Regions from separate parts of the Homo sapiens genome. Here region 2 is linked to region 1. A link is a contact called in ENCODE Hi-C or POLR2A ChIA-PET data. All regions are on one chromosome and are shown on one strand. Each heading gives the region's core, a stretch centred on a gene start or an enhancer-like site at or near the end of the contact. The rest is flanking DNA. Distances are from core to core; before and after follow the strand shown. Region 1 overlaps ST3GAL3 (ST3 beta-galactoside alpha-2,3-sialyltransferase 3). Region 2 holds the start of DPH2 (diphthamide biosynthesis 2).

What was found. Hi-C counts contacts between places; a loop is a spot of excess contacts on that map. ChIA-PET counts read pairs that join two places held with the same protein, here RNA polymerase II (POLR2A). Pooled maps may share reads with other maps.
Region 2: a loop to region 1 is called in a pooled map, with 2.8 times the contacts of the local background. The contact joins the promoter of DPH2 here to the enhancer-like site in region 1. A Hi-C loop is called at or near these places in 3 of 50 pooled maps. POLR2A ChIA-PET finds 5 or more read pairs at or near these places in 4 of 52 experiments (AG04449, H1, MCF 10A and 1 more).

The regions. Positions count from the first base shown.
Region 1 is chr1:43,831,280-43,837,957 of GRCh38, forward strand. All of the region lies in intron 4 of ST3GAL3 (ST3 beta-galactoside alpha-2,3-sialyltransferase 3), which reads left to right. Among named protein-coding and RNA genes, the nearest start is that of MIR6079, 4.0 kb to the right of the region's middle. RefSeq lists enhancers at 2,888-3,655, 3,656-4,423. Within about 2 kb of position 3,957, at least 19 of the 41 ENCODE cell types and tissues checked have a DNase peak (open chromatin) inside an H3K27ac peak, as active enhancers do.
Region 2 is chr1:43,967,591-43,974,268 of GRCh38, forward strand. DPH2 (diphthamide biosynthesis 2) reads left to right here and starts at 2,420. Exons shown (of 6, transcript NM_001384.5): 1 at 2,420-2,732; 2 at 3,006-3,118; 3 at 3,376-3,599; 4 at 3,797-4,480; 5 at 4,568-4,744; 6 at 4,825-5,779. The coding sequence starts at 2,586. The coding sequence ends at 4,949. It overlaps IPO13 (importin 13), which reads left to right. Exons shown (of 20, transcript NM_014652.4): 20 at 1-432. The coding sequence ends at 92. It overlaps LOC124904167 (a long non-coding RNA gene), which reads right to left. Exons shown (of 2, transcript XR_007066053.1): 2 at 5,775-6,297. RefSeq lists enhancers at 2,451-2,730, 3,216-3,762, 3,763-4,307, 4,093-5,292, 6,523-6,678.

The DNA of each region.
Region 1 (6,678 bases), core at 2,707-5,206:
GACTGCTCCAAAGGTAGACAGGGCCCTGGCCAAATAACGTTTTGCAAGGCCTCTGCCTGTATAAACCAGTTGATGGGTCCATGTATGATATATTGACTTACTAAGGATTTAGAACAATGGGTAGAGAAGAGATACTTATGTATTTGTTATCCAATCAGTGCATATGAAAATTCCTTTTGCTACCCAGACACCACCAACTCTTTCTGTTCAGGTTCAGGAACCATCTCTGTGTTTTCTATTGTCAAATGTATCATTGCTGGAAAGTTTCATATCTCCTGCCACAAACAACAAGTATCTGTATTATTAGTACTCAATGCCATGGCTTTTTGGAAACTGTTTTGTGGAAACAGTGATCTTCTCCCTTCATTTCTCCAGTACCATTCAGCTCATGCTGGATACATCATTTCATGAGGCTGCGCTATCCTTCCTGAGACCTGGGAGTATCTCAAAGATGGGACTGCTTTGTTGGTCATGAACACACACCAGTGTCAGAGAGTGCAGGGAAAGTGTAAATGGTAATTTGTTTTCTGGTCATATTAAATGTATCATTTGACATTTTATAGTGTAAACAGAACAGTGCATCTTCTAACCATGGCTTCTCCTGGACTCCTTCAGCCCCATATGCCTGGGTCTAAGGGAGGTACTACTTTGTAGAGGATTGTTGTAAAGCTGAATTAGATCATTAGATCCGCTGTCTGGTGCCTGGTTTGTGCTCAGTGAATGTTACTTCTCTTGTGTCTTTCACTACCACCCAGAAAGAGGATGTGTTTTTATTTTTAAGGAAATAAAGTGTGGAAGCAAAATTGAATTGGAGAGTCACAGCAGATCTCTGGTGGAGTGCCTCCGTGAAAATTGTCTGTTGAAGCACTTGGAGAACTTAGTGGGGAGCATCCCTCCAGCTAAGAGGAAATAAATTACAAGGCTCTGGAGACAAATGTAACCTGGAGTTAATGTCAGCTCCACAATCACTGATCAAATAGGAAGGTGGCCTGGTTTGATGAAAAGGTATTGCAGTGCCTAGCAGCAAGAGCAGAAAGGCAGGGCCTCCGGAGCTGAGAAATACCACAAGTTTCAGATGGCTCAGATCAAGCAGTCCCTTTTTTCTTAAAGTGATAGAAGACATTTGACAGTGCTTCAGCATTTGTCGTAGATGGCTGTACACGTATCATGATGGCAAAAGCTGTAGAGAAACCTGAGTCTACATTGGAAGCCACAAAGAGCAAAGAGTCAGTGATGTCTAGGGTAGAATGGATTGGCACAGCCCACATGTGGGTAGATGATGAAACTGGTGACAATGCAAGCAAGACCCAGCAGACCTTGGAGTAACAGGTCAGACAGGTGGCAGTCAGAGGAGACAGAAGTTGTCCTTAAGGAGAAACATTTCCATCTTGGGGCTTGAGAGGATCTATGGCAGTAAAGGCTATTTCAAAAAAAAAATTAAAGTGAAAATATTTAATGACAGAATAGGATTACTCAAGCTAGGCGAAGCTGCTTCTGCCATTTCCCTCCTCATGTCATTATCCCAGAAACAACTCTCTAGTACTTGGAGAAAGGCATCCTCATGAGGAAGGTAGAAGATGGAATTGAAGAATTCCCTCCTCTGTGGATGGAAAGAGCTCTGTGTAGAGAGGCTCATCTGCACGCTCATGCATGTCCCCCTAGCATGGTAACACTGGCTTTGATTAAGCTGCTGGGTTGTTAGGCAGTGTGCTAAGTGCTGCCTACATGGTCTTCTTTTCTCATAAGGAATGCTTTAAACTAAATTAGCACATGAAACGAGGGAGCAGGCATGGTAGGGGCTGATCTGAGTCCAGTCCTCTCTGAGATGGTTCTAGAAACTAGACTGATGGTTACACAATGTCCATCACTGATCTGTAGAGTCCTCAGGAATCACTGTCAATGACTCTTCCCCAGTTTCCCTGGCCATCACCCCACTTCCCCCTTACACTTCCTGTTGATTAACCTTCCAAGGCAAGGTAACCAACTGATTTCAGTCCAGCATTTTATTGGGTACTTGTATATTCTGTGCCATACATGCTTTGCTAAAATGATCATATTCTATGAGAGAAAGATATTTAAATGGACAATTACTCTTCAGTGTAATGGAGTGTAATGCTAGGCCTTAACTATGTCCTAGTCATCATTGTATCCTTAATCCCAGGCCAGTTAGTTAGCATGTACTGAGCACCAGCGAGGGGCCAGACACCGTACTCAGTGCCAGCCCTTCTTTCTCAGCATAACTCTTAACAAAAAAATTTTATAAAGTAAGTACTAGTATAATCCCACTTTTAAAGATGTGCAAATTAAGGGCACAAAACAATTTAAAAGACATGCCCCAAATCACACAGCTATTAAGAGAGCCAGGATAAAAATCCAAGCAGAGTGACTCTATTGTCTCTAAATATTTGTTGCCTGTGGAAATGAGAGGCAGAAAGGGGAAGGCGGTAGGAGAATGGGGGAACAAGTGAGCAAGTGAAGATGAAGGTCTGCCCTAGGTGGCGCAGGTCCACAGGGGGATGGGTTCTACCTGAGAAGGGAAGTATCATGGAAAGTTCGCAAGGGAAGTGGTGCTTAGAAAATAGGCATCCCTGGCCAAGGCGGGCTAAGGGAGCAGAGCTAAGGCCAGCCCTTCCAGTTTTGCGCTAGATCCTTTCCCCCTCCGCCTTCTCACAGGCATTCTCCCCCAACCTGGCCAACATGGTGAAACCTTGTCTCTACTAAAAATGCAAAAATTAGCCGGGCGCGGTGGCAGGCGCCTGTAACCTCAGCTTCTCGGGAGGCTGAGGCAGGAGAATCACTTGGACCTCGGAGGTGGAGGTTGCAGTGAGCCGAGATCATGCCACCACACTCCAGCCTGGGCAACAGAGTGAGACCCCGTCTCAGAAAACAAACACAACAAAAAGAAACATTCTCCCTACAACTGTCCTATCTCTACTGCATTGTGAGTTTTTCTTTTATTCTAACCAGCTTGTAAACTTGGGGAAATATTTCCTAACCTCAAAAAACACTTTACCCTGCTTCCCCGCTCCGGCTATTGCCCCATTTCTTTGTTCCTTTGTAGCAGAACTCCTAAAAATAGTCTGTGTTTCATGACTTCAGTTTGTCTCTTCCTGTTTTCTCTTAAACCCAGTGAAACGAGTTTCACCTCCACATTCCAGTGGAATGGCTGTTGTTGAGGTTGGTGGTGACCTCCCTGTTGCCGAATCCAGCATTTAGTCCTGTGGCCACACCTTACTGGACCTCCACAGTGTGTGACGCAGTTGGTCTCTGCGTCCTTCCTAAGACACTTCGTTGACCACAGCCTCACACTCTCCTGCTCTTTCAGCCTCCTGCAGTGCTACTCCTCATCTCCCAAATGCTGATCCTTCAGACACACGTCAGCCAGGGCACCCTCCCACTAGATATCATGTGGTGACTCTCCCTGTGGTTGGATCTGAACCCGAGCCAGGCGCTTATGGCAGCCACGCGTGTCACACAGCATGTGTGTCCCCTCCAAATGTGCTCCCTCACCACATCCTGATGCGATTCTTGGAATTACATGGTTTCCACTGCACATGGGGAAGTTGAAAATCAGATTTTCCATCACTTGCTTGTCAGTGTCCTCTGTGACAGTTTCTGATTCCAGATCTGATGCTTTTTCCATTTATGACCCATTGCTTGGCCTGATTCCTTAAACTCAGTCCTTCTGAGTGAAGCAGGAGAGTGGAAGCGTCTGGTTCCTTCTTTGGGGCTCCAGCCTGTCCATCTGGATTTCCTCTTGTGAGTGCAGTGGTAACACTCTTCACCCCAGGGGCTTGGTAGTCACGTTTGCAGGACAATGGGTGCTCTTACTGGGTTTAATGCTAAATCTCCCAAAATGAAAGGCCAGCTGCAGAGTAGGAGAAGAACAAGGGCTGAGTGATTTGATCAGACATCTGTGGGGGCCTGCTGGCATTTGGAGTGTGAGTGCCTTAGAGAGACTGACTATTCTGGCCCCAGGGAGTTGGCGACCGTTAATCTTGGTGGTTTTGACCGCTAACTGCCCCAGAGGTCCCAGCCTGCTGGATGACTCAGAATCCCCAACACTCCCCCTATTCTTCTCTCACTGGGATAGTCAGGAGGCCATTTCTAAGGCATTTTAATTTGGTAATAACTTGACATGACCCACTGTACCCAGAGTTGTACGTTTTAGGAGTTACTGTCGCTTTCTAAATGAGGGGTTGATTTGGAGCCCATCATCCTTGATATTGGACTGCCTTCCACTGCCATGGAGAGAGCAGTATCTCCTGCCTTGCCTGCTGGGCTCCAGCTCCCTCTCCATTGTAGATGACGTGATCCTGTGCCCCCTGGACTGTCCCACAGCCCTTATTCTTTAAGTACCTTGCCAAAAGTTGATGGGGTAAACTAGAGAGAAAAGAGGTGGCCAAAGGTCTGTCTGTTGTTCATTTATTTCTGCACTGCACTGTGTTAAGAAGGGCACCTGCTGTCCATCTTTCTGCTGTTTATGAAACTTTCTGGAATTCAGAAAGACCACAGGAACTCACAGCACAAGGCAGGCAAGCAGATGGTGGGGACTGGGGACAGGACATGAAGAGACTCAAAATGCCTTACTGCCGCAGACCAAAGCTGTGTGAGGCCTTCTGGACTGTCTTCTCCACCCCGTGTCTGACTGTGTTGACCACTCCTGTGCTGTCCTGTGCCTTCCTCCGTGACCGTGTTGGTGGCAGTGCCCTGTTAAGAGTTCCTCCACTGGTGTTAGAGACCTTGGGTTCTAATCCAGTGTCTACCACTTGTATGATCTTGGATTAGTCTCTTCATCTTTCTAGGCCTTGTGTGTAAATTAATTCATAGCACCAACTCACAGAGTTGTTGAGAGAGCTAACTGAAAACATCTAGAACGTTTTTGTCACTGTGCCTAGTCAAAAAGCTTCTAGTCAGTTCTGTAATTGCACTGAGGTTTATATTTCATTTCAAAAATACAGTTGTTTACATAAGAAAATATTGTTTTTCTCTTGTTAGACTTTTGGCTTTCTTTTGCCTACCAAATAAAGTCCCAACTCCTTGGCTTGTCACTCAGCCTTCAGATTTGCATTTCAGGCTTTGAATTTCCGTGGTGGGGGATGCTTGAAAATGTAGATTTCTAAAAGAAATTGTGCATTGATCAGATGAGTTTGTGTTCAATGAGCAGTTACTCTGTGTAAGGCTCTGGGCTAGGCCCGAGGGGTCTGTGGTGAATCAGACATGACACACACTAGGCAGTGGCATCATCATTTCTGGTACCACCACCCCACACCCACCCAGTCCAGACCCTGCAGAAGGCAGCCTGGAGGGTAGGCTTGCCACAGGGCCCCAGCACAGTAGAGCAGCTGGGCACCAGAGTTTTGGCAGCAGGCCCAAGGGTGGGGGTGGAGGAGGTGGGGACTCAGAACTGGCAGCCAGCCAGGGCTCACTCAGGTGCCCCAGCATGCAGGGCCTCCAGCCCCGGCAGTCACGGAGCCCATTCACTGACTATATCCTGTTCTTTGGCTGTGATCTTCTCTAGACTGCATAGTGCAGAGATTTTGGTGGCAGGGCAGTGACTCCAGACCCACATTGAACGCATAAGACGTTGAAACCCAAAGATGTGAGGTGGCATGATTATGGTCACACAGCAACAGGCCAGGATTAGAACACAAGTCTTCTGAAAAATATGTAGCAGTCTCAGCCTTGTGGGTTCCTTGAGATTGCCTTGTCTGCCGTGAGACTGTCAGGGTCATTTTGTTCCTTAAGAAAGTTTTAGGGGTCTTCTTTGTGCCCATTTATGCAAGGCACTGGAGAGGGTAGGCAGGGTTAAATCAGCCTCTGACCTTAGGAATTTACAGTGTATCAAGGGAGACATACTACCAAAAATTACAATACAGAATAGCAAGTGCTGGGGGTAAGTATATGATGTGAGGGGAAGGGGGAGTGACTATACAAGCACAGAGGAGGCACTTAGCCCAATCCGAGGGTCAGGGAATCACTCCCAGTGAAGCTGATATTTAAGCTTAATCATGAAGGACCAATAGTTGTTAGCCAGATGAAGAAGGACAAGGAATAACATTCCAGGCAGAGAGAGGAAACCATCCTCAACTAAAAGTCTAATGGTTATGTCAGTAGCCCCAGTGACATAATTTATCGTGTCTATATTCGGTCACTGTTCGGGACAGTTCCCACTACTGGGGAATGGTTCCCACTGGATGGATCATAGCCTGAGTGGAGAGAATAAAAGCAGATGAGGCTGGCCATGTAGGAACATACAAGGAAGGTGGAAAGGCCAGGGGCTCTGAGTATCAAAGCCTGAGTAGCTGTATTCTATGAACTCCAAGCACCACTCCCCCGGGTATTGGAGCCTTGATAGAGCTCCTCGTTTCCTTGGTTTCAGGCTTCCTGCAAAGAATTATGAGTTTGAGCTGGGCACAGTGGCTCAATGCCTGTAATCCCAACACTTTGGGAGGCCAAGGCGAGAGGATCGCTTGAACTCAGGAGTTTAAGACCTGCCTGGGCAACATAATGAAACCCTGTCTCTTAAAAAGAAATCTGTGAGAATCCAGTTAAGTTCCTTTTACAGATACCATCCAGGGGCCTGACTTATTTATCTATCTATTCCTTTAGGGTTGGGGATTTGTTTTGTTTTTACCCTTAAAGCCTTAATGTGGAAAAGTGCCTGAAGTGCTGATT
Region 2 (6,678 bases), core at 1,170-3,669, 130 kb after region 1:
GAGTGAACAAGAGGCGGGTGAAGGAGATGGTGAAGGAGTTCACACTGCTGTGCCGGGGTCTCCATGGCACAGATTACACAGCTGACTACTGAGGGGTGCCCCCATCCCATCCACCCCTTCTCTTCATCCTTCCCTATTCCCAAAGAGTAAACCTGGACCCTCACTGCTGTCTCTGCCTCCTTTCTGCTGTCACCACCACCTAACTGAAAGCCTGGGTCCAGAAGGCCTGGGGGAAGGATGGGAGGATGCTTGGACCCAGGCCTTGGGAGGGAATGGTGGGAACATCCTCTAGCTCCCAGGTTGGAAGAGATACTACTGTAGCCAAGCCACCTAGGCTGGAGCCCTTCAGAATACTGTCATTGTCCTTGGGGCGGGGTGGTTGCAGTAGTGTCATCAACCCCCCCATCCCCATTAAATTAATCCCAACATGCATGTATGCATACATTTATTTAATCAACACCGCCGAATATTAGGCCCCTAGCTCTGTCCTGCGTCGTTCTGCCCTGAACAAAGGTTGATCTAGTCCATAGCTACCATGGAGAATGGTAGGAAGTGAGGGAAGGCTGCATGGAGAAAGTTTTTGACAGGAATAGTAGGCTTTCTAGGTAGAGGACTTGAGACTTTGGGCTGCAAGTGGGGTAGGGCTGGGTCCGTTTAGGAAGGAAGAAATGGAGTGGAGTTTTGACTTCCGGGAGGGGTTTCTGGTGTGGAGTTATACAACATCGAACTTGCATATGGTTGAGGAGGGCTATAGAAAGGGGCTGAGTGTGTGTGTATTGGGGGGTGGGTGGGTGGCAGGGAGGTGAAGGAGAGAAGATATCTCAGCCGCAGAGGAGAAAAGAGGAAAGTAGGACCTAAGGTTGTCCATATGTCCGCTGCTCCCCGCTTACACAGGACCTCCAGCACAGGATGGTCAGGGATCAATCAGCACCAGGGACAGCTCCTGACCTATTCTTGCTTTTCTCCCTTAGCAGTGTTGCCTCCCTTTCTGTCTCCTCAGCTATAGTTTCACCTAGGCTGCCTCTCAGGTACCCCAGGCTTCTCCTCAGTAAGATCTGAAGAGCAGAATGAGTTCTCCCCACTTTTACCCTTGAGCTTTCAATCTCCTTGTGGGTGATGGGGAACTCGTTACTCCCACATTCATCCCACTCCTTCCCTGTTCAATAGATCCGGGTTTGATGCTGGTTGTGCCACAGAATTAGTGTCTTATTACACAAGTAGTCTCTTTGAACCTCAGTTTCCGTATCTGACAGAGGTATGTAAGGAGGGCATTTCAAGTGATGTTGCATGTGGGGGTGTTTGCATATAAGTAAACATGGGGAGTAGAGGGGATGTGAGGGGCTGGAGGGTAGAGGTCTATGTGGTATGCACTGGGGGTATTGCTGGGAAGCAGCAGTGTTTGAGGATGGCTGGAGCTGTGCAGAGCATCTCCTGTGACTTGAGGATGTGCCAGTCATGTCCTTGGTACCACTCGGGATAATTCTTACTCCAAAGACTGTAAACACTAAAAATGAAGTGCCTAATGTACAGTAAGTGCTCAGTATTTGGCTGATTAAATAGCAAATGCTTTCACTGCATGCGATATCCAAAGAACTACTTTGTAAAGTTTTGTATATAAATTAATTAGACCCTCACAACAATCTTATTAAGAGGTACTATTGTCACAACTCCCCATTCTTCAGATAAGGAAATGGGCATAGGGACATTCCTAAGATACTCAGTAGCAAGTGACCAAGCACAATATTCAAACCCGAGCCGGTCGGCACCAAGTTTAAAATTATGCAGTGTAGCCGGGCACGGTGGCTCACGTCTGTACTCTCAGCATTTTGGGAGGCCGAGATGAGTGGATTGCTTGAGTTCAGGAGTTTGTGACCAGTCTGAGCAACATGGCAAAAACCTGTCTCTACAAAAAATACAAAAATTAGCTGGATGTGGTGGTGCGCCTGTAGCCCCAACTACTCAAGAGGCAGAGGTGGGAGGATGGCTTCAGTCCAGGAGGTGAAGGTTGTGGAGATCGCGCCACTGCACTCCAGTCCAAGCAACATAGCGAGACCTTGTCAAAAAAAAAAAAAAATGAATGAATGAAAGAATTATGCAGTGATACTGCCCAGAGGATAGAGTGCACGTGAAATGCTTAACAGTGAAGTCGGTGTTCCTGATGGCCGCGGGTCGGCTGAACCGGACTCCCAGCGCCCGAGAGGAGGCCAGGGGAACTACAATGCCCACAAGGCTCCGCGCCTTCCTCGATGTACTTCCGGCTGGCCTGGGACTCAGGCTGAACATTGGTTCTCTGTGCGGGGCGGTGGCGGGGATTGGAGGGCGGGAGCTGTGCTGACTTAGGATTGGCAAAATCGCTATCAGCCACGCCTCTAAAACCCGGAAGTAACCTCCCCGGTAGTCCCACGTGTAGCGGAGAAACAGTAGTTAGGATGGCTGAAGGGGATACTCACCGGCTGAAGGCCGACTGTGATTCCCCCTACCCCCACAAGGCGATTTTGACCCCCTGAGGGCTGCTCTAGAGGACTCAGGCCCCGAAGCTGTCCCAGGGAGGTCCCCGCTGCATCCCACCACCCAAGCTGTGCCTCATGGAGTCGATGTTTAGCAGCCCTGCCGAGGCGGCGCTGCAGCGAGAGACCGGGGTGCCAGGACTGCTTACTCCTCTTCCGGACCTGGACGGAGTGTACGAGCTGGAGCGAGTCGCTGGATTTGTCCGCGACCTGGGGTGTGAACGAGTGAGGACAGACTTAGGGAAGGGTGGCTCGCCTCTGTCGGGATGGGTCGCCCAGAGGATCCGGATCTTGGGGGATTTTGTGAGGGCGAGAGGGTGGGGGAATCAGTCTGTCCGCAGCGCGTTGACCATCCCTCCCTTCCACCTACTACGTGGGGCAGAGTGCCCCTCTGGGACCAGGGGCTTTGAAGGTTGAGTGGGAGCTCCTGGAAGATTGCTTTAAAGAAGCCCTCAGTGGGAGAGAGGCTGTCCCTGACTCCATGGTTTATGCTTATAGGTTGCCTTGCAGTTCCCTGACCAGCTATTGGGAGATGCTGTGGCTGTGGCTGCACGACTGGAGGAGACGACAGGGTCAAAGATGTTCATTCTGGGTGACACAGCCTACGGCAGGTGTGAACTTGGCCTTAGGTGGGCCAGGCCTGGGGATCCGGGGCTCATGGGGTTTTACGTCTATGACAGTGATTGCCTTCAATGGTGGTGTTTCTCCTTGATGATAATGGTAATGACTCCCCTTCTGATGCTAGCTCCTTTCATTGACAATGTCTTCCTTTAATGAAACCATTTTATTCACTGACCACATTTCCCAGTGATGACAGCAACTCGCCTCCAGAAGAGAACCCATTTCTCTGATGCTATCTTCCCTGCAGCTGCTGCGTGGATGTGCTGGGTGCTGAGCAAGCTGGAGCTCAGGCTCTCATACATTTTGGCCCTGCCTGCTTAAGCCCTCCAGCCCGCCCACTGCCCGTTGCCTTCGTGCTTCGTCAACGTTCTGTGGCCTTGGAGCTCTGTGTCAAGGCCTTTGAGGCCCAGAACCCAGACCCCAAAGCGCCTGTGGTGCTGCTGAGTGAGCCGGCCTGTGCCCATGCCCTGGGTAAGGGGTTTTGCCTGTGTATGCACAAAGGGTGAGCCAACTGCTTTATGCCTTAATTTCCCCATTTCCATATACCATCCATAGAACTCTTGATATGGGCTTGGCCCCAGCCTACTGGGTCATATTTAGTCTCCTGGGGATGAGGGAGCTCCTGCTTTGCCAGGCTCCAACCTCAACACTACCTCCTTCTCTTCCAGAGGCTTTGGCTACTCTCCTGCGCCCACGGTACCTGGACCTGCTAGTCTCCAGCCCAGCTTTTCCCCAACCAGTGGGTTCCCTGAGTCCAGAGCCTATGCCCCTAGAGCGTTTTGGGCGCCGCTTCCCCCTTGCCCCAGGGAGGCGTCTAGAAGAGTATGGTGCCTTCTATGTAGGGGGCTCTAAGGCCAGCCCTGACCCAGACCTTGACCCAGACCTGAGTCGGCTGCTCTTGGGGTGGGCACCAGGTCAACCCTTCTCCTCCTGCTGTCCAGATACAGGGAAGACTCAGGATGAGGGTGCCCGGGCTGGACGGCTAAGGGCACGAAGACGATATCTGGTAGAGAGGGCCAGAGATGCCCGCGTGGTAGGGCTGCTGGCAGGCACACTGGGTGTAGCCCAACACCGTGAGGCACTGGCCCACTTGCGGAACCTGACTCAGGCTGCTGGCAAGCGTAGCTATGTGTTGGCCCTGGGGCGGCCCACCCCTGCCAAGCTTGCCAACTTCCCTGAGGTGGATGTCTTTGTGCTATTAGCCTGTCCTCTGGGTGCTCTAGCCCCCCAGCTTTCTGGTAGCTTCTTCCAGCCTATACTGGCACCATGTGAGCTGGAAGCTGCCTGCAACCCTGCCTGGCCACCTCCAGGCCTGGCTCCCCACCTCACACATTATGCGGACTTATTGCCTGGTGAGTAGTGGGGGCATTGCCTAAGCTGGAAACCTGGGGCACGGAGTCAGGGGGTGAGTATGGATTTTCTTTCCTCCTCCCTTTCAGGCTCTCCCTTCCACGTGGCTCTCCCACCACCTGAGTCAGAGCTGTGGGAAACCCCAGACGTGTCACTCATTACTGGAGATCTCCGACCCCCACCTGCCTGGAAGTCATCAAATGATCATGGAAGCTTGGCTCTGACCCCACGGCCCCAGCTGGAGCTGGCTGAGAGCAGTCCTGCAGGTAAATGTACAAGTCTCCACTCCCAGCTGAGCTTTTTCTCCAGATGCAGCGCACTCAGACTGAGCCCCCTCCCTCTACAGCCTCATTCCTTAGTTCCCGGAGCTGGCAAGGGCTGGAGCCCCGCCTGGGTCAGACGCCAGTGACAGAAGCTGTGAGTGGAAGACGAGGGATTGCCATCGCCTATGAGGATGAGGGAAGCGGCTGATACCATGTGGGGCTGGAGACATAGATGGACTTATGAATGGCTGCTAGGACCTTTAGTGCTCCCTGCACCAACCTCCCATCCCCCTGCCAAGATCCTTGAAGGACCCTGGAAGGAGGGAGAGCAGGCAGCCCTTCACAGGATAGGATCCGTCTCTGTCCTGTCCTGGCACTGGCACAAGCTCAGCACATGCCCAGTAATGCGTGTTGTTTGGCTGATGGAATAAAGGGCTTAGGGACTTCCCTGAGGCCTCTGGACCCATCTGTCTTCCTGAGGGCAGCCCAGGACCTTTGGCCAATCCCAGTTCCCAGGCTGCAGTTGAGGGTCTGTCCTTGTCAAAAGGCAGGTGCTAGACAGTCTAGACCAGGGTTTCTCAAACTCGTACTTGACATTTGGGGCCAGATAATTCTTTGTTGTGGGGCTGTCTGGTGTATGGTAGGGTGCTCAGCAGCATCCCTGGCCTCTGCCCACTAGACATCAGAAGCACTCCCCCAGTTGTGACAACCAAAAATATCTCCAGACCTTGGCAAATGTTATCTGTGGGGGAAAATTGCCCTCAATTGAGAACCACTGGTCTAGCTAGACCTGCACTGTCCAGTACAGTAGCCACTAAATACATGTGGCTAAACTTAAATTTAAGTTAATTAAGATTAAAAGCTCAGTTTCTCAGTCACATTAGTCATTCAAGTGTTCAGACAGCCACATGAGGGGACAGTGCAGCTACAGGATATGCCATCATGGCAGAAAGTTCTATTGGTTGGACAGCGTTGGTCTATACTGACTCTTATTTCTCAGGGAGATCACAGCAACCTAAATAAACCAGATACCTTTTCTCTTTGTGTTTCTTTTTAATTCATGAAATACTGCAGGTCCTGCACTGGTCCTGGGATGTAGATGTTAACTGTATTTAACCAGATTCCTTTCCAGTGTACCTGGAAAGAGAGTTAAATACGCAGTCAGTACACAGTGAAACAGCTCTATCTGGGAGGAGGGAAGCCCCAGGGACAGCTGGATCCCACAGGAGATACCTGACAAGGACTAAGAGGAGGCTTCCCAGAGGGCATAACACCTATGCTGGATCTTTTGGAGGAAAAAATAATTGTCAGGAGAAAAGGAGTGAAAAAGACCTTTGGGCTTAAACATGAACCAACATGGCGGATGCTTCAAGCAAGTGGGGTTGCTGGGCCCTAAAGGTGGAGAGGGGTGAAATGAAAAGACTCGCCTCTTCTTCCCCACATTTGTTGAGAATCTGGTCACAGTGGCATTGTCGAGGGTATTGAAGGTGAACAAAGGAGATGTGGTCCCTGCCCTCAGGGAATGCCTAGTCTAATGGTGGAGGCAGAGCTGTAAGCTAACAAGGTAACCCAGACAAAGTGGGCATCAGTCATGTGTTCTACAAATATGTACTGAGGACACACTCTGTGCCAGGTACTGGAAATACAGCAGTGAGCGACACAAAAGCCATGGTGCTTCCACTCTTCCAGGGGAGTTGGACAAATAAAATACTTAGTATGCCAAATGGTGATCAGTAAGTACCGTGAGAAATGTAAAGCTGGGAAGCAGAGGAGCGTTTAAGTGGGGTGGAATATTAAACAGAATGGTCAGAGAAGGCCTTTTCAAGAAGGTGAGCAAAAACTGAAAGGAAGTTACAGGATGAGCCGCATGTATAGTTAGGAGAAGCAGAGAGAGCAAGTGCAAGGGCAGTGAGGTCGCGGTATGGTTGGCACGTTCA